Regions from separate parts of the Mus musculus genome. Here region 1 is linked to region 2. Evidence: chromatin loops called from intact Hi-C (ENCODE). Cell type or tissue: heart. All regions are shown on one strand. Links, peaks and the distances in the headings refer to the core of each region. The heading gives the core; the rest is flanking DNA. Region 1 overlaps Spg11 (SPG11, spatacsin vesicle trafficking associated). Region 2 has its middle 10 kb from the start of Gm34325.

Region 1 (11,064 bases), core at 1,826-9,825, 490 kb before region 2:
GAAATACTGGCACACTCTGCTTGCTTCATGCACACAGCCACCATCCAGCAGCTGCCCGATCAAAGTGTTCAGTGACTCCTGCTCTTTGTGTTTCAGTCTGTTCTCACACGTCGTCTTGGATGGAAGATCATTAAGGCCTAAGTATTTGGATGTGTTCAAAGCAGCGAGCTTGGAGAAGGACAGCTCACTGGCTAAGCTATCAAAAGAAAGTTCAGCAGCAGCCAACTTGTGTTGAGAGAGGCTGGGCTTGGCTTCCTCTTCAGCCCCTCCACATGTGTGCTGGGCGACGCGGCAGATCCAAATCTGTTTCTCCAGCCCCTCCAGTTCCTCCACGGGAACCGGCTCTTCTTGGGCAAGCCAGTGGCCAGCCAGAGTGAGCAGCAGATGGCGCTCCTCAAGGCTGCCCTGTTCAGCAGGGTGCTCACTCACCTCGGGGGCTTGGCTAGAGAAGAAGGAAGAGGCTGCTCTCTTTGAAATAGAGTTTTTCTTAAAAATTTCATGGCATTTTTTCCAGAAGCCAAGTCTTTCTTGTTTCAGGGACCACTGCGGAGTGTGTGTTAGTGTTTGCATTTCCTGAGTTAACTGAAATTGAACAAAGCAGACATCAGCCTTGCCTGGGTCAAGAAGCATCATCACAGACATTAACACTTCCTAAGGACACGCTGGCTGCAAGCAAATCTAGTGAGTGCAGACCAGCCTGGGCTGCAGAGGGCGCTGGATGCAATTATGTGGAAAGTTAGTATGAAAACGGTTCTCAGTCCATCTGAGAGCCAAGGGAAAGCCACCGTATAGTTATCCTCTTCAAAAGCAAACAGCTGGAGTGCACCTCACAGCAGTGGTTCTCAACCTTCCTAATCTGTGGCCCTTTATACAGTTCCTCATGTTGTGACGCCACCCCACTAACCACAAAATTATTTTCATTGCTACTTCATAATTGTAACTTTGCTACTGTTATGAACCACAATGTAAATATCTGGTCTGAGACCCCCCCAACAGGGTCATGACCCATGGTTGAGAACCACTGTTCTATAGGCCATGCTTACATCAAAACATACGTCAGTTACTATATCAAAAGTGTACTCACTTCTGAAGCAGTCTGGGAAAGGGCTGCATTGCCTATGGACTGCATCCCACTGGTTCTGTTGGGAGTTTGAGTAACTTAAGATATACCTGTTCAATCAGCAAGCTGTCCACAGGCAGGGCTGCTAACTCGGCCACTCTCCTAGCCACAGCAAACTGCCCATCTGCTTTTAGCTTCTCCAAAATAGATCTACATTCCCGCTGAAAGTTCTCAGTGCTGTAGCTGGAAATGACTGCAGGGCTAATGGCGATAGGTGTGTCCTTCAGCACTTGGCTGAGGAGACACAGCTTCTGCACGTCTGGCCCTGTGCAGGAGAGAGGGCGCGGTTACACGGCAGTGCTGCTGAGGTGACAGAGTGGCAGGGGACAGCAGGGTGCCTAAAGGGGAAACGGGGGCCTTTCTTTTTCCTTCCTTCCTTCCTTCCTTCCTTCCTTCCTTCCTTCCTTCCTTCCTTCCTTCCTTCCTTCCTTCCTTTCTTCTTTGTTGTTTGTTTATTCTTTTGAGACAGGGTAGCACAGAGTCTGGGCTGGTCTTGCACTCATTATATAGCTAAGGAAACCCCTGAATTCTGACTCTTCTGTTTCTACCTTCCAAGTGCTAAGATTACAGGTGCATGCCATGTATCCTGTAAAAACAAGCCTTCTCTTCTGACTGACTGCAGAAGCCACTAAGGGCAAGTCCTTACATACTCAAAATGCTAAGTGCCATTAGGACACACATATATGTATACATGAGTATGTATATAAATATACCTGTGTATGTATGAATATATTCGCATGTATGCCAAGGGCACTCCGGTGGAGTCAGCTTGTGAGGCAGAAATGCCAAAAAGCTGCTCATGAGAAATGAATTTCTAGGACTCTCCTCCTGGATGTCTGGTGAAAGTCAGCTCTCTAGTTTGGGTCAGTTTGACAGGCGAAAAGCCTGGAAGCTGTTCACGAGGATAAGAGTTCCATGGAAATTTTCCTCCCAGAGTTATGGCATTTCTTTCCCTAACCCATAATATTCAAATTTCCACCACGTTAGTCTAATGTATAGATTCACGTGCACTCTATTAAGAATTACCTTATAGTAAATGCCTTTTAAGATTGTATTCTAACATAGCTAAAGCCTTTTCCCAGTGTTCTTAGATTCCAGATAGCAGCAAGGAGTTTAACCTATTCAGTAACTAATTAAGCACTACCATAAAACAATTAAGCACTAGCCATTAATTCAGTTGTCTGCAGAAAGAGTCTGGAATTCTCACTGAGATAGAAATTCATATTACAGACTACATTCCATGCCAAGAGCAAATTAATATACTATACTGATAAATGAGGATCCTTCAGACAAGATAATTTAACAAGGCCTAGAGAATTTTGGGGTCACTACATTATTCTTGAGGCGTGTCAAGAGTTAACAACCCTGGTGCTATTAACACTAAGTGTAAAACTCTTGCCTGGCAGAAGGTGCTATTCTCTAGTGTAAACATTTATCTGGTCCCTACAAATTCCCTTTGAAGTCACTCCCCTTGCATCTGTGCTAATCTCTAGTGTTAAACATTTATCTGGTTCCTTTTGAAGTCACTCCTTTTGCACCTGGAAAAATTCAATGTGCCTTATTCTGTTATGATTTGCAATTTACTCTGTATTATAAAAAGTCTGAGGCTCGACTGGAAAATTACATTCAGATCCAACACCACTCTTGCGTGTTTGTCTGTCTGTCACTCCATCCGACTCTTTGCTCATCTGCTTAAGAGATCCCATTCCACACAGACCAGGGGCCCAGAGGGTCTGTAGCACATGTATATATGGCATTTAGCACTTTCAGTGTGTATATATATATATATATATATATATATATATATATATATATGAGTGTATGTGGTATGTGTGTGAGGGAGTATGTGTGTATACCTTGCAATATCCTTAGTCAAAGTCTGGCTGAACTTGCCCACCTTGCTCTAAGAACTGGTAGCGATAAGATTAGCACATGAAATCAGCCTCTACTATACACATGTGGCTTTTATTAGACAGGATCTTACTGTGAAGTCCAGACTGGCCTTGATCTCATGACAATCTTCCTACCTCAGCTTTCTGGGCACTGGGCCTATAGGTGTGAACCACCATGCTGTCAAGTGTCTCAGATTGGTGCTCTTCAATATCATAGTAATCCGCTAACCTTGGAGACAATGACTCAGGTTAGCTTGCTCATTCCCCCCCCCCACCTCTCTGTGTGTGTGTGTGTGAGAGAGAGAGAGAGAGAGAGAGGGAGAGGGAGGGAAAGAAGGAGGGAGGGAGAGGGAGAGAGAGGAGACGGAGGGAGGGAAGAAGGGAGGGAGGGAGGGAGGGAGAGAGAGAGAGGAAGAGAGAGAGAGAGAGCAAGCACACTTGCAAGAGCGAGCATGTATCAGCTGCTTAGAAGGACTGGTTGCACTACAGTAGATGCTGCTGTTACAGATGACCTCTTCATGCTCAGTTATGGATGGACGTCAGTGTGCTGCTATCTATCCAATATATCTAATATTCTGACCGCCTTCCAAAAATAATTCCAACATACAAGAGCTAACAACTTGGCAGCAGCTTCAGAATAAAACTGTCTTACCGTCAGAGAAGAGCTGCTCAGTGCCAACAAACAGTTGGAGGAGTTTCCCCAGCTCATACTGCGTCTCACACTGCTGCGGCATAAGTTTCAAAAGGAAACAAACCTGGTCTTTCATCCACGAGGCAGGTATGATAGGAAGGACCCTTGCGGCCACTGTGTCAAGCTAGGAAAGACAACAGAGGCTCAGAAGAGTTTGTGGGAATGAACAGGCAGAACCCCATGAGGCCGGAGAGGTGGCTCAGTGGTTAAAGGCACTGACTGCTCTTCCAAAGGTCCTGAGTTCAATTCTCAGCAACCACATGGTGGCTCACAACCATCTTTAACGGAATCTGATGCCCTCTTATGGTGTCTGAAGAGAGTGACAGCGTACTCACAGATATAAAATAAATAAATCTAAAAAAGGAAAGAAAAAGCAGAACCCCCAAATCTGGGATCAAGAAAGCCCCGAACATTCCCAAGGCTTCTTACTACTCTCATGGGCCTATCACAAAAGGAGGGTCTGTGCACCCGACAGATGGCAGGAAGCAGTGATGGGGACAAAGGCAGCTCTGCCACTCTGCAGGAAGTGCTGGTGAGGGGGCTATGTGTGTGACAGTCCAGAGTGCCAAACTCTAGGAACCACCGAAGTCCCAGGCTTAAATGCCTCCTACTATCAAATCAGTCCCCCTGTGCTATTCCTAACCAACCATGCTTCACTTGGCAGCTCCCTAGAAGGGGTCTGGGCTTGTATTTGAGCCCAGAAGATTTTTTAAAAAGATTTCTTTATTATTATGTCTAAGTACACTGTAGCTGTCTTCAGATGCACCAGAAGAGGGTGTCAAGAGCCAGCCTGCATTTGACAAAGAACCATCCCTCTCTTCTTGGTGTCCACAGCAGGGACCACTGATCTCAGCCCCACTAAGTTTGGCTACTCCACCAGGACACAGATAACAGTAGCACATGACGTGACACTTCTGTTTACGGTAACTACAAGTCACAACGCCACCTGTCTGGCTTCTCTGAAATGACAGTGACTCATTGTCAATCACATGGCACAACCAGTTGTCTACTGCTTCCCCATACCACCCACCAGCATGAAGACCTGCCAACCAACTTTAGACCTGAGAGGAGGACACTCCAATTCCACCTACTGTTTCAAGGCTTTTCTGGAACTCCAAAAGTTTAACTTTGGCTTTCTCGTAATTCTTGAAGAACATACACAGTTCATACATCTCCATAATCAATAGAAGTGGGGAATCCTTTGAAGAAGAGTTAAAATTAGAAAATCCAGATCATCAAAGATATTAATAATGGAAGAATCAAATTAAGTTTCCCATGTTATTTCCTTTTGGGGGAAAAAATTAACCATCCACTAGGCGGCGCTATGGCCCCAACAAACATTCCCGGAGGCAAAAGAGCACCAGCCACTTACCCTCCTACTGGTTGGTCTCTGTGGTATCAACTAGCCTATTTTTGGTGGGGTTGTCAGGCCAGAAAAGAGGAATTTAGGATTAGAAGTGATGAATCTGAATTGTAAGCGTGCCTACTTGAGTATGTGCGGTTTGAGTTATGTATTAGTTATCAGTCTGTAAAAGAAAGGTAATGCCACTTCCTAACACACAAAATATTTTTATAAAGTATTGTGAGAACTTACTAAACCAATACATATAAAGTACTCTGCTAAATAAATACAGTATATCTCAAAGGTCCTAGGGCTGGATACCCAATACTAAACTAAACACACACACACACACACACACACACACACACACACACACACACACACACACACACACACACACAAGTTCTATTACCATTAATATTTCTTGTGTAATTCTTTTTTGGTTTTTTGAGACAGGGTTTCTCTGTATAGCCCTGGCTGTCCTGGAACTCACTTTGTAGACCAGGCTGGCCTCGAACTCAGAAATCCGCCTGCCTCTGCCTCCCAAGTGCTGGGATTAAAGGCGTGCGCCACCACGCCCAGCTACCATTAATATTTCTTGTTGACTTTAAAAAAAAAAATCCAGGTCTGATAATAAGAAAAAGCCAAGGAATGCTATGTTGACACCCTGAGGTTCTGGAATGTCTGAAGTGTGTGTGTGCACTCATGAGTGTGAGTGCATATGTGTGTATGTGTATAACAATACCTTAATAAAGAGCTGGAAACCTCGGATGAGAGTGTGGCTCTTGCGTCTTGTCAATACAGTTCTCCAGATGATGGACAGGTCCTTCAGGCTCCAGTGATGGTCCTCTACAGAGATCTGAATGTGTCCCATTGCTTCAGCTGCAACCTTGTCCTCCACGGAGGTGACAATCCAAACACAGAGACAGGAGACAACACTGGCACCCTACCATTGGATAAGAATGTTTCAAAATGAAGGAACTGGGCCTCGATCACACAGATGGACAAAACTCCACTAACTAGCTGGAATCAGCTTGTGAGAAAACCTTCCCCAACAAGGTGCTAAGGAAGAGGAGGAGGGTGCCTGCCTAGCAGAGCACCTTCCTGAGGGCAGCCAGAAACTGAGTCCCCACCGTAGGCTTCACTGGTGCCAGGAGACAGCTTAATGGACAGACAGCCTGAGGTCTGACCTTGGAAGCAGGTGTAAGAGCCTCACAATTGTCCCCTGTAGCTACTTCAGGCCCCTCCCACCTTACTGCTTGCTTCCTTCCTTTCCCTTCTTCCTTCTTCCTTCTTGTTCTCTGTTTTGTCTCTGCGTACATGAGCCCATGTGTGTTAATGCTCACAGAGGCCTGAAGAGGACAACGGATTCCCTAGAGCCAGAATAACAGGCAGCTCTGAGCACTGAACTCCAGTTCTCTGCAAGAGCAACAAGCACCCCTAACTCCTGAGCTAGCTCTCCAGCCCCAGCTCATTACTTCCTCATGTGTGCATGTACACACCTGTCATGGACCTATGGCTGTCAGCTATTTCCTTTCACCTCGTGAGTCTCAGGATTCAAACTCGTGGTCAAATTTGGTGTCAAGGGGCTTTGCTGGTCTGTGTTTTGTTCTGTTTTGTAGTTCTGACATTTTGAAAGACTTCCTTGATTTCTAATTGTGTGTGTGAGTATCTGAGTGTTAAGTGTGAGTGCTGGTGTTCATGAAGCCCAGAAGCCTTGAAACCACAGAAGTCTGCGTTAAAAGTGGCTATGAGCCACCAAATATGGGTGCAGGGAAGTCAGTCAGGTCCTCTGTGAGAGCAGTGTGTGCTCCTAACTACCAAGCCATATGAGACCGGGTCTTAGTTTATGGCCAGCATCCACCCCTAGCCTGCCACTGTCCTGACAAAGCCACCAAGCAGGTAGAGTTTTAGCACCCACTGTGGCCAGCTCACCTGCACACACGAGGCCAGGACACTGAGGATGGGAGCCCGATGTCTCACTGCCTCAGCCAGGAGCCAGCTCCAAGAGGTGGACTCATCTGAGCACCGGTGGAGAATTTCAAAGAAATTACTCGTTTCTCCTTTGTTTTTCTGGAGTTCCTGGAGGCAGCTGTCATCCCTAGAGATGGACCCTGATGACAGTTTCTCAGAAGCCAGCTTCAAGTGGCTCTGAAGGACAGGACTGAAATACTGAAGAAGAGATTCCACCTAGAGAGACGATTAAAACACACTCAGTGTTCTTTTTCACAGAGTGAGTTTTTACAAAAAGCCAGGTGGTAGTGGCACTTTAGTCCCAGCACTTGGAAGGCAGAGGCAGATGGATCTCTATGTTAAAGGCAACTCACATTACAGCCAGGGCTATACAGAGAAACCCTATTTCAAAAAAACAAAAAACAACAACAATAAAAACAGGGCTCAGGATGATTCTTTATAATGCTGAGCTGTGGGAGAGAAGACCATGTGATGTTTGTTACAACATCCAGCTATCTGGCCCAGGGTGGCTGGGCTAGAACTTGCAATCCTGCCTCCCAAGTTTCCATAGTACTGAGACTGCAGACCCGAGCACACAGTTGGTTGCTTTTAAGGGAATTTGAGTGAATGTCTATGTTAAACCTAGAATCCTAGAAACTTGTCCACATCTGTCCAATGATTTGGCCCTTGCCTGACACCAGGTTATAGACTCAGCCAATGTGGGTCTCGAGCAGACAGTCCTGGAGAACACAGTGCCAGGGAGTGTGGTTTACCTCTGCTGGGTGGTAGTTATGCAGCTGGCTGTGGACCAGGAACTGCAGCCAGTCATTGGCTTTGGCACATTCTCTAAGGTAGGACACGCTCAGCTTCCTGTCATGGAGCATGCAGAACTGAAGCACTAATGCCCACTGGCTGCTGGACTCACTGGACAACCTATAATAAAATTGGGGATGGACAGCAGAGGGAAAAAAAAAAGTCATTAAAATAGAGCTCTCAGGGATAGGCAGAGGCAGGGGATATCTAGGAGTTCCAGGCCAGCAGGGCTCCATAGTGAGACTGTCTCAAAAAATGGAAATAAATAAGTAAATAAAGTATAGCTTTAGGGGGGCAGAGAGATGACTCAGTGGCTAAGAGAGTTTACTGCTCCTCCAGGTAACCCAAATTAGGCAGCTCACACCACCCTGTAATTCTAATTCCAGGGGATTAACATCTTTGGCTTCTATGGGCACCTGGACACATATGTGCACACGTGTGTGTGCTTGCACACACATACCCTTTATATAATATAGATCTAGTTTAAAATTTGGAAATTAGTACAAATTAAATAAATTAACCAAAACATACTCTCAAAGAAAGGAAGGAAGGAAGGAGGGATGGAGGGGAGGGAAGGGGAAGGGAGGGGAGGGGAGGGAGAGAGCGTCAGCCAGCTTGCCCAGCCTGCCCAGCGGTAGCACATACTTTCAATCCCAGCACTCAAGCAGAGACAAGATCTTTCTGAGTTCGAGGCCAGCCTGGTCTACAGAGTGAGTTCCAGGACAGCCAGGGCTACACAGAGAAACCCTGTCTTGAAAAACCAAAACATCATCATCAACAACAACAACAACAAAACCCCAAAACAACAAAAAAACCAAAAACCCTTTCACCAAGGGCAGGCAGGGTCACCCGGCAGTAGAGCACATGCTTAGCGTGTATGAGGCTGTTGGTTTGATCTCCATGTGGTAAAAATAAATATAATAAAAATTTCATAAAATATGTAAAAATAATGAACATATGCTTTTAAATATATATCAAATAATTATTGCACTACTTAAAAAAAAACTAGCCAAATGTGATGGCACAGGTCTTTGAATTTCAGCACTCAGGAGGCAGGGGCAGGTAGATCTGAGTTTGAGGCCAGCCTGGTCTACAGAGCGAGTTTCAGGACAGCCAGGGCTACACAGGGAGACCCTGTCTCGAAAACAAAACCACCCTTCCACCTCTCTTGGGCTGGAGAGACACTTAGTCGTTAAGAGCACTCGCTGTTCCTGCAGAGAACCCATGTTCAGTCCCTAGCACCCACATGCAGTTCCGAGCACCCACACAGCTCACAACCTTTTGTAACTTTAGTTCAAGGGATCTGGCCTCTAAGGACACTGCACTTCTGTGGTACATAGATATACCTTCAGACAAAACACTCGTATACATAAAATAAAAATGATCTTAAAAACCCACCACGTCTCTTGCCTACAAAGCAGAACAGATTTCCCTCTCATCTGAAGAGAGGGAGTCCCATGGGTAGCTACTTTCTGTCTGCCCTATGCTGGCTGAGTAAGGCCACGGGTTGGGGGTGGGGAGCTGATGAAAGTGCAGCAAGCTATTTGAAGGAAGAGCAGTCCAACACAGGTTGGCACAGCCAGGCTTACTAAAGAGGCTGGGGTTGCAACTCACAAACCTGCTAAAGCCCTGCTGCTCAATGCTGTCCCACACGCCTTCCTCCAAGAGAACAAGCAGCTCTTCTGTGGCTGCTCTGTCACCGTCAGCAAGCTTAGACAGCTTCTCAGCTGTAAGAAACAGGCAACAAGACCTCGGTGGCCACAGCTGCATAGCTCTGTAGCTCCAGCTGAGCGAGATGGACTGCGCAGGCTCAGGTCAGGGTCAGCCTACGCAGGACAGAACACGTTGGGACCATATCTCTAAATAACCAAGAACCGAAGGAAAAGCCGCGTAAGATCAAAGCCATCAAGAGGGAGCATGGGCTGTAAAGCCCCTGGGTAACTCATGCTGGCCTTGAGTTCTTAGTGATTATCCTGCCTCAGCACCTCCAGGACCAACTGTAATAGACTGTGTGTAATCTATATATGGGACCATGCAGTGTGTATGTGTGACATGTAATGTGTGATGTGTATATGGGGTGCGTGTAGTAGTATATATGTGTGACATACACTGTATGTGTATGGAGTATATGTGTATGTGGTAGGTGTGTGTGTGTGTGTGTGTGTGTGTGTGTGTGTGTGTGTGTGTGTGTTCAATAGAAAAAGTCAGACCTGGGTATTTTTGTTAAATTAATGAGGCTCAGGGTCATTCAAACCCAATTAAAATGACTTCTAAGAAAGTGAGATTAATAACATAAACTTTCATTTCCACTTCAGGACTTTTGACCTGTCCCTCATTTCCCGTGGACAACATTTGACCTGTCCCTCATTTCCCATGGACAACACGTGGCAGGGTGCAAAGGTGCTGTACCCAGAGACTCTCTGATGAAGCTGGAACGAGCATCTTCATCTCTACGCTTGGAGCCCAAAATTACATTTGCCATTTTCAGGTCAACTCTGAGCTTGAGGCTGCTGAGGCCAAGCAATTCTAAGAAGCAGACACAGGCAGCCCCTACCGAAGGGTTGGTGAAGGAAGAGAGCCCTAAGGTATAGGCCTCCTTGCCTACTTGCTGGATCCTAGAAAATAAAGAAATCAAAATTATATAAGATATAAGCATTACTTCTCGCACTGGCTGGGGACATGGCTCAGTGGGTAAAGATACTTGGTACCAAGCCTGACAACTTGGTTTGCTCTCCCAGACTCACACGGTGGAGCGATTCAGCACACACACACTTTCCTGTAGGCCAGAGAGACGATGGCTAAGCACCCAACAATGCTTACTAATCTTGTCGAAGACCCAAGTGTGGTTCCCAGCACCCACACCAGGCAGCCCTCAACTACCTCTAACTCCACCCCAGAGGCCCTGACTTTCTCTCCTGGATTCCCACAGCCCCCCTCACCAGACATAAAAATACAATAAAATCTTTTTAAAAAAGCTGTCCTCTGACTTCCATAGGTAACTTGATGTACACACACCCTGACATCACACAGACTCAAACCATTTACACCATACATTACACACACCACACAGACACACAAATCACATATACCATCACACACAGACACATACACAAACCATGTACACACATACACCATACACACCAAATGCAAAGCACATTATACACACACAAGAACAAACCATTTACATCATACATCCCAAACATACACAAGCACACGCGCGTGTACACAAACACACACACACACAAACACACAC
Region 2 (11,064 bases), core at 1,363-9,362:
AGCACCTAAAGAAATGTTCAATATCCTTAGTCATCAGGGAAATGCAAATCAAAACAACCCTGAGATTCCACCTCACACCAATCAGAATGGCTAAGATCACAAACTCAGGTGCCAGCAGATGTTGGCAAGGATATAGAGAAAGAGGAACACTCCTCCATTGCTGATGGGATTGCAAGCTGATACCACCCCTCTGGAAATCAGTCTGGCAGTTCCTCACTAAATTGGACATAGTACTACTGGAGGACCCAGCTATACCACTACTGGGCATATACCTAGAAGATGCTCCAGCATGTAATAAGGATACATGTTCCACTATGTTCATAGCAGCCTTATTTATAATATCTAGAAGCTGGAAACAACCCAGGTGTCCCTCAACAGAGGAATGGATACAGAAAATGTGGTGTTCTTTGTATCTTGATGGGTCTTGTTAAGACCCTGAATACAGTAATTATGGGACCTTTGTTTATGCTTTGTTCCTTAACTACTCAGTTTATGCTTTGTTTGTTTCTTGACTACTTTGTTTATAACTTAGGACTGGCCATATTGTTTGTATGTATCTAGAATGATATAAAAGCAGACTGGAAAAGGATAAACCCTCTTCAGCCTCAGAACTGGCTGTTATAATGTTGTCTAATTGTCTTTTTCTTTTCAATCCTCACTCTCTCCCTGGAGACCCCACTGGCTGGCATTACTGTTTACAACTTTTCTGGACTCAGCTAACCTTTCCTGACTTTAATTCCCTGAACAGCTTTCACTGATTTATCTATACTCCTGTCTGAGTCTGATGGCTTTTTTACTCTTGTCTTTTAGCCAAGTTTATGGTGAGAAAGAACAGAAATATGTAAAAAGAGAAATTTAGCCAAGAAAGATATTTGAGCCCAGTTAAAGTTGTGAGCAAAGTTCTCACGACAAAGGAGCCACAGTAGTTAAAGGAATAAGCAGGGTTAAGGAGAAGCCTTACTCTCTGCATTGAGACACTAGGAAAGGCCTGCTGAGGGCAAAGGCCTACCCAACCAAAGGCTTTAGGGTATGAAAATGGAGATTCACGTGAAAAAGAATGCTTAAACAAAGAGTATTCATGCAAGGGTTTCCTAATTCAAAACAGCTTCTGAGGAAAGTTTGTCCCTAGATTTGGCTACCAACTACACAGGTCACTATAGTTGTGGTGAGAGAGGCCAGGGTAGATCTGTGCTAGCTGCAAAACTTGATGTTACTGTTCATGTGGTACTGGGTTTTTAGGCATGCGAGATACAAGAGTTGGTACAGCCTTTATGGAGGCCTTTACCAAGGTTCAAGGGCTACCCACACCCACTGGACTCCAGATGAGGTCACCAGAGTCCTGGATGGTGGACAATGCAGGGTTTGGAGTTTCCCACACTAGGTTTCAGTCTCTGGTCGGCGGTTATCTGTTATTTCTCTACTCTTTCCTTTGGGAATGGGAATGTTTATTCTGTGCCATTTTATGTTGGAATTACGTAATTTCGTTCCCGACTTTACAGGTACTCAACGTAAAGAGATTGCTTCGCATCTCAGAAAAGACTTTGGGCTTCTAGACAGTGTTGGAGCTTTAAGACCTTAAAGACTTTGGAATTGGATTTGAATGCATTTTCACCATGAGATGGCAATGAGCCTGTTGGGGCCCAGGGTTAGGATCCTATGGTTTGAGTGTGAAATGTCTCCTGTGGGCTTATTTTAAATAAACACTTGTTTCTAGCTGGTAGTGATATTTCAGAAGGTTGTGGAACCTTCTGGACATGGGGTCTAGATGGCCCAGGAGAGGATCAGATCTGGCTCCAGTTTCAGCCTGAGCTCGCTGGCCAATCACTAAGTTATGAGCAAGTTGCCTTCTCTCCCGCTGCAGTGGACAGGGCTGTCCTCACTGCTGTGATCACTGCTGTACTTTTCTCATCCTGAGACTGGTTAAAACAAGTGGCCCTTCCCCTAAGTCACTTCTGTCTGGTATTTTGTCCTACCACTAAAAATATATTCTTTTTTTTCCTTTCATAAATTTTTATTATTTAAATGTATTTTATATACCAAACATTAATAATATTATTTTGAGAATCAAATAATGCATAAACATTTGTTCAACTTTTATATTCATATCTTTTCATATCCTAAAAATATCATTAATGAATATTGAATACTATCCATAACTGAGGATCCTATACCTAATGTTGAATATTAAATTGTTTCAAAACATACAAAATATTCTTTGGGAATTAAGCATAGTAAAAAATGAATGGCCCTTCCCTTAAGTTGCTTCTGTCTGGTATTTTGTCCTACCACTAAAAAAAAAATATTCTTGATGAAGCAAAATGAAACTAAATTTAATGTATAAACTCCTAGAACAAAAACAAATGGAAGTGGAAATATCCTAATATTCAAATAAGTTTTGTGCTCTAGATAATAGCATTATACTGCGGTTGACCTCTTGTTCTTGATGGTGATACTTATATAAGATGCTAGCATTAGACAAAGCTATGAGGAAATGATAAGTTGTTTCTGTAACATTTCCTTAAGCCTGAAATTAGTTAAAAATAAATTGGCTTTGGATTGTTTGAAACAAGGTTTCCTGTGTAGCTCATGCTGGCCTGAAGCACAAGATCTTCCTTTATATGTATGCACCACCATATCTCGCTTCAAAGATCAATCTTAGAGCCACAAGAACTAAAACAATTAACATTATGTGTACCATTATCGGTGCATAGAAAGTACAGCACTACCTAGAAGGAATTTGTGTGTGTGTGTGTGTGTGTGTGTGTGTGTGTGTGTGTGTGCATGGATGTACAATTATGCATGCCTAGATATGTGCAGAGGCAAAAGGAGCTCAGGTGTCCCGCTCAATCTCTCTGCCTCATTTCCTCTAGAAAGGACCTCTCACTGAACCTAGTGTTCCCATTTTCCCCTGGATTCTGGCTGGCTAGTGAAGAAACTAGATTGTTTATGCTCATAATCACACCCATCTTTTACATGGGTCCTAGGGATCTGAACTTAGGTCCTCATGTTTGAACACCAAACACTATCCACTGAGACATCTCCCTACCCAGGGAGATCTTGAGAATCATAATCAGAAGGGTCTGGAGAGTTGGTTTAATGTTTAAGAACACTTGTTACCTTTCCAGAGGACTCAGGTATGATTCCCAGCACCCACATGTTACATGAAGGAGGGCTGAGGGGAGACAATCTTCTCTGTACCTCCAGTCCTAGGGGATCGTAAGCACAGACATGCTGTGGTGCACAGACATATATGCAGGCAAAATATTCATACACATAAAATACTTTTTAAAAAAATTATTTTTACCTCTAGTGCAAATATTGCATGTATAAGATAAAACAGATGAATAAAGTAACATCTCTAATACCAGAAGAGGGTCTTGGTGTTGGACTCTCACTCTATCAATAAATCAATTCAAACAGAAGTAAAATGGGGGGGGGGGTGATACTGCACTAGACTGAGAGATGCACAAAACTTCCAAGACTTAAAAGAATCTCAAGAGATGTAACTAAGTTAAATGAGTAACTTTTTGTTATTAATTTTGACTCTACAGGATAATTACAGTTTTTTCTTAGGTAATAGAAGAAATTAGCATTTTGGATATTGAATGACATTAAGGAATTAAGGACAAGATATGGCATTGTGATTATGCAAAAAAACCTATTTGCATAGTTCTCTTTTTCTTGTTTTGAGATGAGGTCTCATTGTGAAAGTTGACGTTGATCTAGTGGTCCTTCGGCATTGGCTTCCCAAGTGCTTGGAGTACAGCTGAGTGCCATCACACTCTGCTTATTCACATATTTCTTTTGAGATGCACATTGAATTATTTAGAGGTGACATATGTGACATGATCTCTGAGTTTGATTTAAAATTCTCTAGCCATATGACATGAAAGAGTAGACAGGATAAAACTAATGCACAGAGAGAAACTGGGAGCTGGGCACCTGGACTCCCCCCTTTTGCATTTGCCTGGAAAGTTTTATAATAAAAAAAATCTTAAATGGTTTGAAAAAGAATTATACTATGGTAAAATGAAGAAAACCATTAGGGGTAACAGAATACAGGAACAGCAGAGGAATAGGGCAGCTACTGTCCCTTGGGCTGAGAAAGGATTTCGAAAGAAGTAACCAATTTGGAAGTGCATCCATCTCTCTTACTGATAGCTAGGTTTTCTAGCAGAATAGAGGACTGGCCTACACCATTGACTGATGAAGTTTGTCCCCTTGCTCTGCCTGCAGGGCTATCAAGTGGGAAATTGAAGGCTGGAGTTCTGGGAAGCAGCTCATTGGGTTCTGAAAGAACTAACAGGAGAGGCTCAGTGGGGTGCCGCTGAGACTTCTTGGTAGGCAGCACCCCCTAGTGTGCCAGTACTGAAGGGAGGAGAGGGAGGGAGGGACAGAAGCCTTCAAGCTTACTTGTTAAGAGTTTATCTCTTCAGTGAAGCGTCTCCTAGACAGACTCTTCCTTTTCTTCCCATAAACTTCCCAGGATGTAACACCTCAATATCATGGTCAGTTATTCATCTACTCCTTCCTTGCTTAAAGTGCATTTTAAATAACAGAACTAGACGTTGCAGGTATCCTAGTTAGATGTGATTGAATGAACATCTTTTTGTTTCTGCTGCCTGTCCCACACCCTCTAAAATGACAATTATGTCAAACTGTACAAACACACAAGGACAAAGACACTGGGCAAAATGAAAACAGCGACCACCTTCTGAAAGCCATGGAGCAGATGCAAGAGTGGAATCTGACTTAGTGGAGTGGTGTGGGGCATTGGGCTCTGCACAGACAGGCTGGCCTCCAGTTGAGCTGAGGTCTGAACCCCGGAAATAGTGATAATTCACCTATGTGACACAGTAGGCGTTCCCTTATGCTCCTGGAACTCTGGCCCCTGCCTAAGTTGCCTCCCCCCAACCCCCAAACACACAAGAGAAGTATGGCTAGAAGTCACGTAGGCAATGGCTCAAGCTTCTGACCTTCAGGCTAAACTCCTCCCCAGTTACCTAGCAACAGTGAAGACCATAAAAAGGGCTGCTCAGCCCCACCTTGCTCTCTTACTTGTCTCTCACCCCTTTGTTTTCTTACCTCTCACTTCTCTCACTCCTCTCTCCTCTTTCCTCTCTCTTTGTCTTCTCCTCTCCTCTCCTCTCCTCTCCTCTCCTCTCCTCTCCTCTCCTCTCCTCTCCTCTCCTCTCCTCTCCTCTCCTCTCCTCTGCTCCCCCCTCTCTCTTCCTCTCTAGCCCCCTCCCTTCTCTTTTTTCCCCTGAATTTCTATAATAAAGCTCTAAAACCATAGAGAGTCTCTTCTCATCAAGATCCACTGTGCGCACACTCGCAGATGTTGGGAACCTCTTCCCTCATACCTCTCTCCTATAACTTTGGGACTTTAGCAAGGTAGCTCTGGGAATCCCAGGTAGGGCTGTCCCTTAGCCACCCCCCGAAGAATGGGCTAGAGGATGCCCACCCAGGAATGAGCAGAAGATGTATGGCAGTCCTCCCATGCCTGACTGACCAGAGAATAGGTGGAACTCTGGAGGGGCGTGGGTCTTTCTCCCTTCCCCCACTTCCCCAGGGCCCCCTTTTTAGTTCCCAACAGAATGGTAACCAGTAAACCATCAGTGAGGGAAGCGCAAGTGATGGGGCACTAGAAACCTCTGAATGGATAAAAGTGTCTGAGATAAAAATACAAGTCACAGTGGTGGGCAGGGTTGCTGTATTCACAGTGAAAATTCTGTGAAAGTCAATATGAAACATAGATGTCTTCTCTCCTTTCTCCAATTTGTTGTGGTAAATATTTAATATTAATTGAGAGTTTCTACCCATTAGTTCCCAGATAAAAGACACAAAACCTTTTTTACTTATGATAAGCCTTTAAAGCACTAGAGCTAGAACTAGAGGGCAGATATCTACCCTCTTAGCTATTAGCATCTACTCTCCTCTCAATAACCCCAAGTTATTTAATTTGCCATGTTCCAATTATTAACTTCAATTGGGTAGCCCTCATGGCCATGTTTTCATGACTCACCTACTCCATCTTCTCTCCACTCTCTTGCGGTCTCCTGCATTGGACTCCAAGCCCAGGAACCAAACCCTGCCCGTCTTCTGTCCAGTTATAGACTGTAGGCATCTTTATTCACCAATAAGTGATAACTTGGGGGAAGGGCAAGGTTACATAGCATCACTTGGTCTGCATGAGAATCTCCTCATCCTCAAGGCAGCCAGGACCAGTGTTTAGCCATGGCCAGCCTCTCTTTTTCTACCTTTTCTCCTTCCCCCTGCCTTTCTACAATAAAGCTCTAAAACCATAGACTGTCTCTGCTCATCAAGGCCCGTCATGCTTGAACGATGGGATAGGCTTTCCCCTAAGGAGCCCCATCTAACCTCCCGCTGGAAGGCCTTCCTGTGCTCCAGCCAGGAACTGGACCAAGGACTCTTGCCAGTGTGAGAACCATCCAGTGCTGCCCTCTCCCCCTGTTCTCTCCTCCTTTCTGCCCAGGAGCTGACCGAGCCGCCCCCAGGTACTCAATTTGTTCTTGGCTATTCCGTGATATCCAGCATGGGATGCTGGAGGCTGAGAACCTGGTACCTAGGGCTGCCCCCTTGTCCACCCCCAAGGGCTGGGTCCATAGTTTCCCACATGGCAGCACACGGGTTATCTCCCACTTCCTCTTTCCCCCACACCCACTGCCCCGCAGGCAGCCAGACTCACCTCTTCAGACATTCCCCACTGGAAAACTCATTAGCCTGAACTGGAGAAGCCTCCAAGTTTAAGGAACTCTTCAGACTTAGGCGGCCTCAGCCTCCCTCCTATCCTGTACCATCCCTGTTGTGGGTCTCAGAGTTTTTCCACAGTTTTATTTTATTGTGTTAAGATCACTCAAGGTGAAATGTCCACACAAAGTTCAAAACCTTTTATGGTGAGACAGTTTCATATGTGAACATGATGAATTTTAGTTATTACCACCAGCTATCCTTTCTTTCATCCGTCTGTCTGTTTGTCTGTCTGTCCGTCTGCCTCTCTTTTTCACTGGACCCTTTCTTCTTAGAAAGTCTCCATCTTGATTTTGTGTCTTTCTGTGTGTGACCCAGTAAGTTCGGTTAGTTTATTATTGCCTGAGTATGGGCAGGAGGTTACCTAATAGAACTTAACAAGCAACTTAACAGTGGTGACACCACAGAATGTTGACACCCCTCCCCCCAGAACTGTGAACCACTAATCAGAATATAGGGGATGGGAGGGGCTTCATGGCTCCTCCCCCATCCTTGATGAAATGTTGAGGGCTCTGATCTTTCGCAGATAACCACAGCCGCAATGAGTCAGGCATGTAATGGCTCTGGCATGCTTTTTCATTTAGGGCTAAGAACTCCATCGTCATTTACTGTAGACACTTGGGCCAGCTATTTCTGCATTAACTGCCATCCGCAGTAAAAAAAATCACTGATGAAGACTGGGTGAGACACTAATATATATGTATACACGTGAGTATTTTTGACACCATAACTGAGCTTTTTGACAGCATAACTGAGCACTGAGCAAAACAATGGTCGTAGGTTCCTCTTAGGGTCTATGGGCTCCATTAGCCACGGTATCTTCACCAATTTATCTAATCAGACACGAGTTCTTATCTGCGGAGCAGGTCTCAAACCGAATCAGAAAGTGATTGGTTACTACCATAACAGCCATGCCACATCTTGCCTGAAGGTTGCTCACTATTGTTGTCTACATGATTCACAGGGGGATAAGACCGTTGATCTCTTTTATATACCAGGAGCCAATACATTTTTATTGTGCTGTGTTATACAGCAGACTGTAAGAGCTTTTTTGTCTTCCTTAGCTGATATGGTATGATAGTCTTTGCTCTTAAACATATGATTTAAAGATCACCTCAGACACTCAAAGAATACCTCCAGAGAAAAGAAATGCATACAATTGGCAAGAAAACATCATTTAAAGACCTTAAGATCTACTGTTGATAGTAAAAGAAGATATAGCAGGCTCCCCTCCCTAGAAAGGAAGCTTTGAGGGGGGAAAAATACCATTTAAAAGGATGCTGTAAAAATGCAAAGATACCATAGCAGAAATTAAAAATACATAAAATGAAAATTAAAAAGAAAGCAGGTTCTGGGCATAGGCCAATGGCAGAGTGCGTGCTCTGTGTTCAATCTTCTGGGTTCAGTCTATAGCCACCCCTTAAACAAACCAAAGAAATGAACAAGACCAACCAACTAACTGCAACATCCTCCCCACACCTTCAAAAGCAGAAGGAAGAGAGGCAAGGAGACCTCTCCACTTTGAAGCTGCTGTCCCCACAGGTTACAGTTTAGAGTTGCAATGCTTTCTTTTCCCATTTCACCACTAAGATACCAGAACAGAGAAATTTCCCAACAGGCAGTGGAAACAATTCTTTATTCTGGAATTAAGTATTTCAACCTAAAACAACTCCATTAGATTGAACACCAACCTGTTCAGTTAGTCAGGTTGTTCACTTACCGACAAGATGGAGCCGCTGGTCTCCAGACCCTTGCTCTCTGTAACCACGTCCTTAAACCATCACCCCTCCCCAATCCTGATTAAGATCTCTCTTAAACTAGATTTCAAAATACCTCATCTTCCCCCTGCCTCTGAGAGACTACCAAGACAAGAGACTACCAAGACAGGGAAGTTTAGAAAATGTAGCTTTGTTATTCAGTAGGCTATTTTGGTAATGTTTGTTTGTTTGTTTGTTTGTTTTCGAGATAGAGTTTCTCTGTATAGCCCTGACTGTGCTGGAACTCACTTTGTAGACCAGGCTGGCCTTGAACTCAGAAATCCACCTGCCTCTGCCTCCCAAGTTCTGAAATTAAAGGTGTGTGTCACCACTGCTCGACTTATTTTGGTAATTTTTTTTATTATGTATTTTCCTCAATTACATTTCCAATGCTATCCCAAAAGTACCCCATACCCCCCCCACTTCCCTACCCACCCATTCCAATTTTTTTTTTTTGGCCCTGTCGTTCCCTTGTAATGGGGCATAAAAAGTTTGTGTGTCCAATAGGCCTCTCTTTCCAGTGATGGCCGACTAGGCCTTCTTTTGATACATATGCAGCTAGAGTCAAGAGCTCTGGGGTACTGGTTAATTCATAATGTTGTTCCACCTATGGGGTTGCAGATCCCTTTAGCTCCTTGGGTACTTTCTCTAGCTCCTCCATTGGGAGCCCTGTGATCCATCCAATAGCTGACTGTGAGCATCCACTTCTGTGTTTGCTAGGCCACGGCATAGTCTCACAAGACACAGCTATATCTGATTCCTTTCAGCAAAATCTTGCTAGTGTATGCAATGGTGTCAGCATTTGGAAGCTGATTATGGGGTGGATCCCTGGATATGGCAGTCTCTAGATGGTCCATCCTTTCGTCACAGCTCCAAACTTTGTCTCTGTAACTCCTTCCATGGGTGTTTTGTTCCCAATTCTAAGAAGAGGCAGTGTCCACACTTTGGTCTTCATTCTTCTTGACTTTCATGCGTTTAACAAATTGTATCTTATATCTTGGGCATCCTAAGTTTCTGGGCTAATATCCACTTATCAGTGGGTACATATTGTGTGAGTTCCTTTGTGAATGTGTTACCTCACTCAGGATGATGCCCTCCAGGTCCATCCATTTGCCTAAGAATTTCATAAATTCATTCTTTTTAATAGCTGAGTAGTACTCCATTGTGTAAATGTACCACATTTTCTGTATCCATTCCTCTTTCGAGGGACATCTGGGTTCTTTCCAGCTTCTGGCTATTATAAATAAGGCTGCTATGAACATACTGGAGCATGTGTCCTTCTTACCGGTTGGGACATCTTCTGGATATATGCCCAGGAGAGGTATTGCTGGATCCTCCGGTAGTACTATGTCAATTTTCTAAGGAACCGCCAGACTGATTTCCAGAGTGGTTGTACAAGCTTGAAATCCCACCAACAGTGGAGGAGTGTTCCTCTTTCTCCACATCCTCGCCAGCATCTGCTGTCACCTGAATTTTTGATCTTAGCCATTCTGACTGGTGTGAGGTGGAATCTCAGGGTTGTTTTCATTTGCATTTCCCTGATGATTAAGGATGTTGAACATTTTTTCAGGAGCTTCTCTGACATTCTGTATTCCTCAGGTGAGAATTCTTTGTTCAGTTCTGAGCCCCATTTTTAATGGGGTTATTTGATTTTCTGGAGTCCACCTTCTTGAGTTCTTTATATATATATATGATATTAGTCCCCTATCTGATTTAAGATAGGTAAAGATCTTTTCCCAATCTGTTGGTGGCCTTTTTGTCTTATTGACAGTGTCTTTTGCCTTGCAGAAGCTTTGCAGTTTCACGAGGTCCCATTTGTCAATTCTCGACCTTACAGCGCAAGCTATTGCTGTTCTATTCAGGAATTTTTCCCCTGTGCCCATATCTTCAAGGCTTTTCCCCCACTTTCTCCTCTATAAGTTTCAGTGTCTCTGGTTTTATGTGAAGTTCCTTGATCCACTTAGATTTGACCTTAGTACAAGGAGATAGGAATGGATCGATTCACATTCTTCTACGTAATAACAACCAGTTGTGCCAGCACCATTTGTTGAAAATGCTGTCTTTCTTCCACTGGATGGTTTTGCTCCCTTGTCGAAGATCAAGTGACCATAGGTGTGTGGGTTCATTTCTGGGTTTTCAATTCTATTCCATTGGTCTACTTGTCTGTCACTATACCAGTACCATGCAGTTTTTTTTTTTTTTTTAATCACAATTGCTCTGTAGTAAAGCTTTGGGTCAGGCATCGTGATTACACCAGAGGTTCTTTTATCCTTGAGAAGAATTTTTGCTATCCTAGGTTTTTTGTTATTCCAGAAGAATTTGTAGATTGCTCTTTCAAATTTGTTGAAGAATTGAATTGGAATTTTGATGGGGATTGCATTGAATCTGTAGATTGCTTTTGGCAAGATAGCCATTTTTACAATGTTGATCCTGCCAATCCATGAGCATGGGAGATCTTTCCATCTTCTGAGATCTTCTTTAATTTCTTTCTTCAGAGCCTTGAAGTTTTTATCATACAGATCTTTCACTTCCTTAG

Evidence for each region. Peaks named below come from ENCODE experiments on the same cell type or tissue, not always from the same donor. Only the 100,000 strongest peaks of a DNase experiment are listed, where the experiment ranks them.
Region 1: a loop joins it to region 2, with 7 times the contacts of the local background. A loop is called at or near these places in 2 of 42 quality-filtered maps.

What each region holds. Positions count from the first base shown.
Region 1 is chr2:122,065,075-122,076,138 of GRCm38, forward strand. It overlaps Spg11 (SPG11, spatacsin vesicle trafficking associated), which reads right to left. Exons shown (of 40, transcript NM_145531.2): 22 at 10,221-10,426; 23 at 9,430-9,538; 24 at 7,772-7,931; 25 at 6,981-7,235; 26 at 5,791-5,991; 27 at 4,795-4,902; 28 at 3,665-3,827; 29 at 1,171-1,385; 30 at 1-582. Among named protein-coding and RNA genes, the nearest start is that of Eif3j1, 42 kb to the left of the region's middle. In heart, for the core only: a CTCF peak has its summit at 5,012 (motif pointing right); no DNase peak of the experiment used is centred there.
Region 2 is chr2:122,554,174-122,565,237 of GRCm38, forward strand. No RefSeq gene overlaps it. Among named protein-coding and RNA genes, the nearest start is that of Gm34325, 10 kb to the right of the region's middle. In heart, for the core only: a CTCF peak has its summit at 4,369 (motif pointing left); a DNase peak (open chromatin) is centred at 4,338.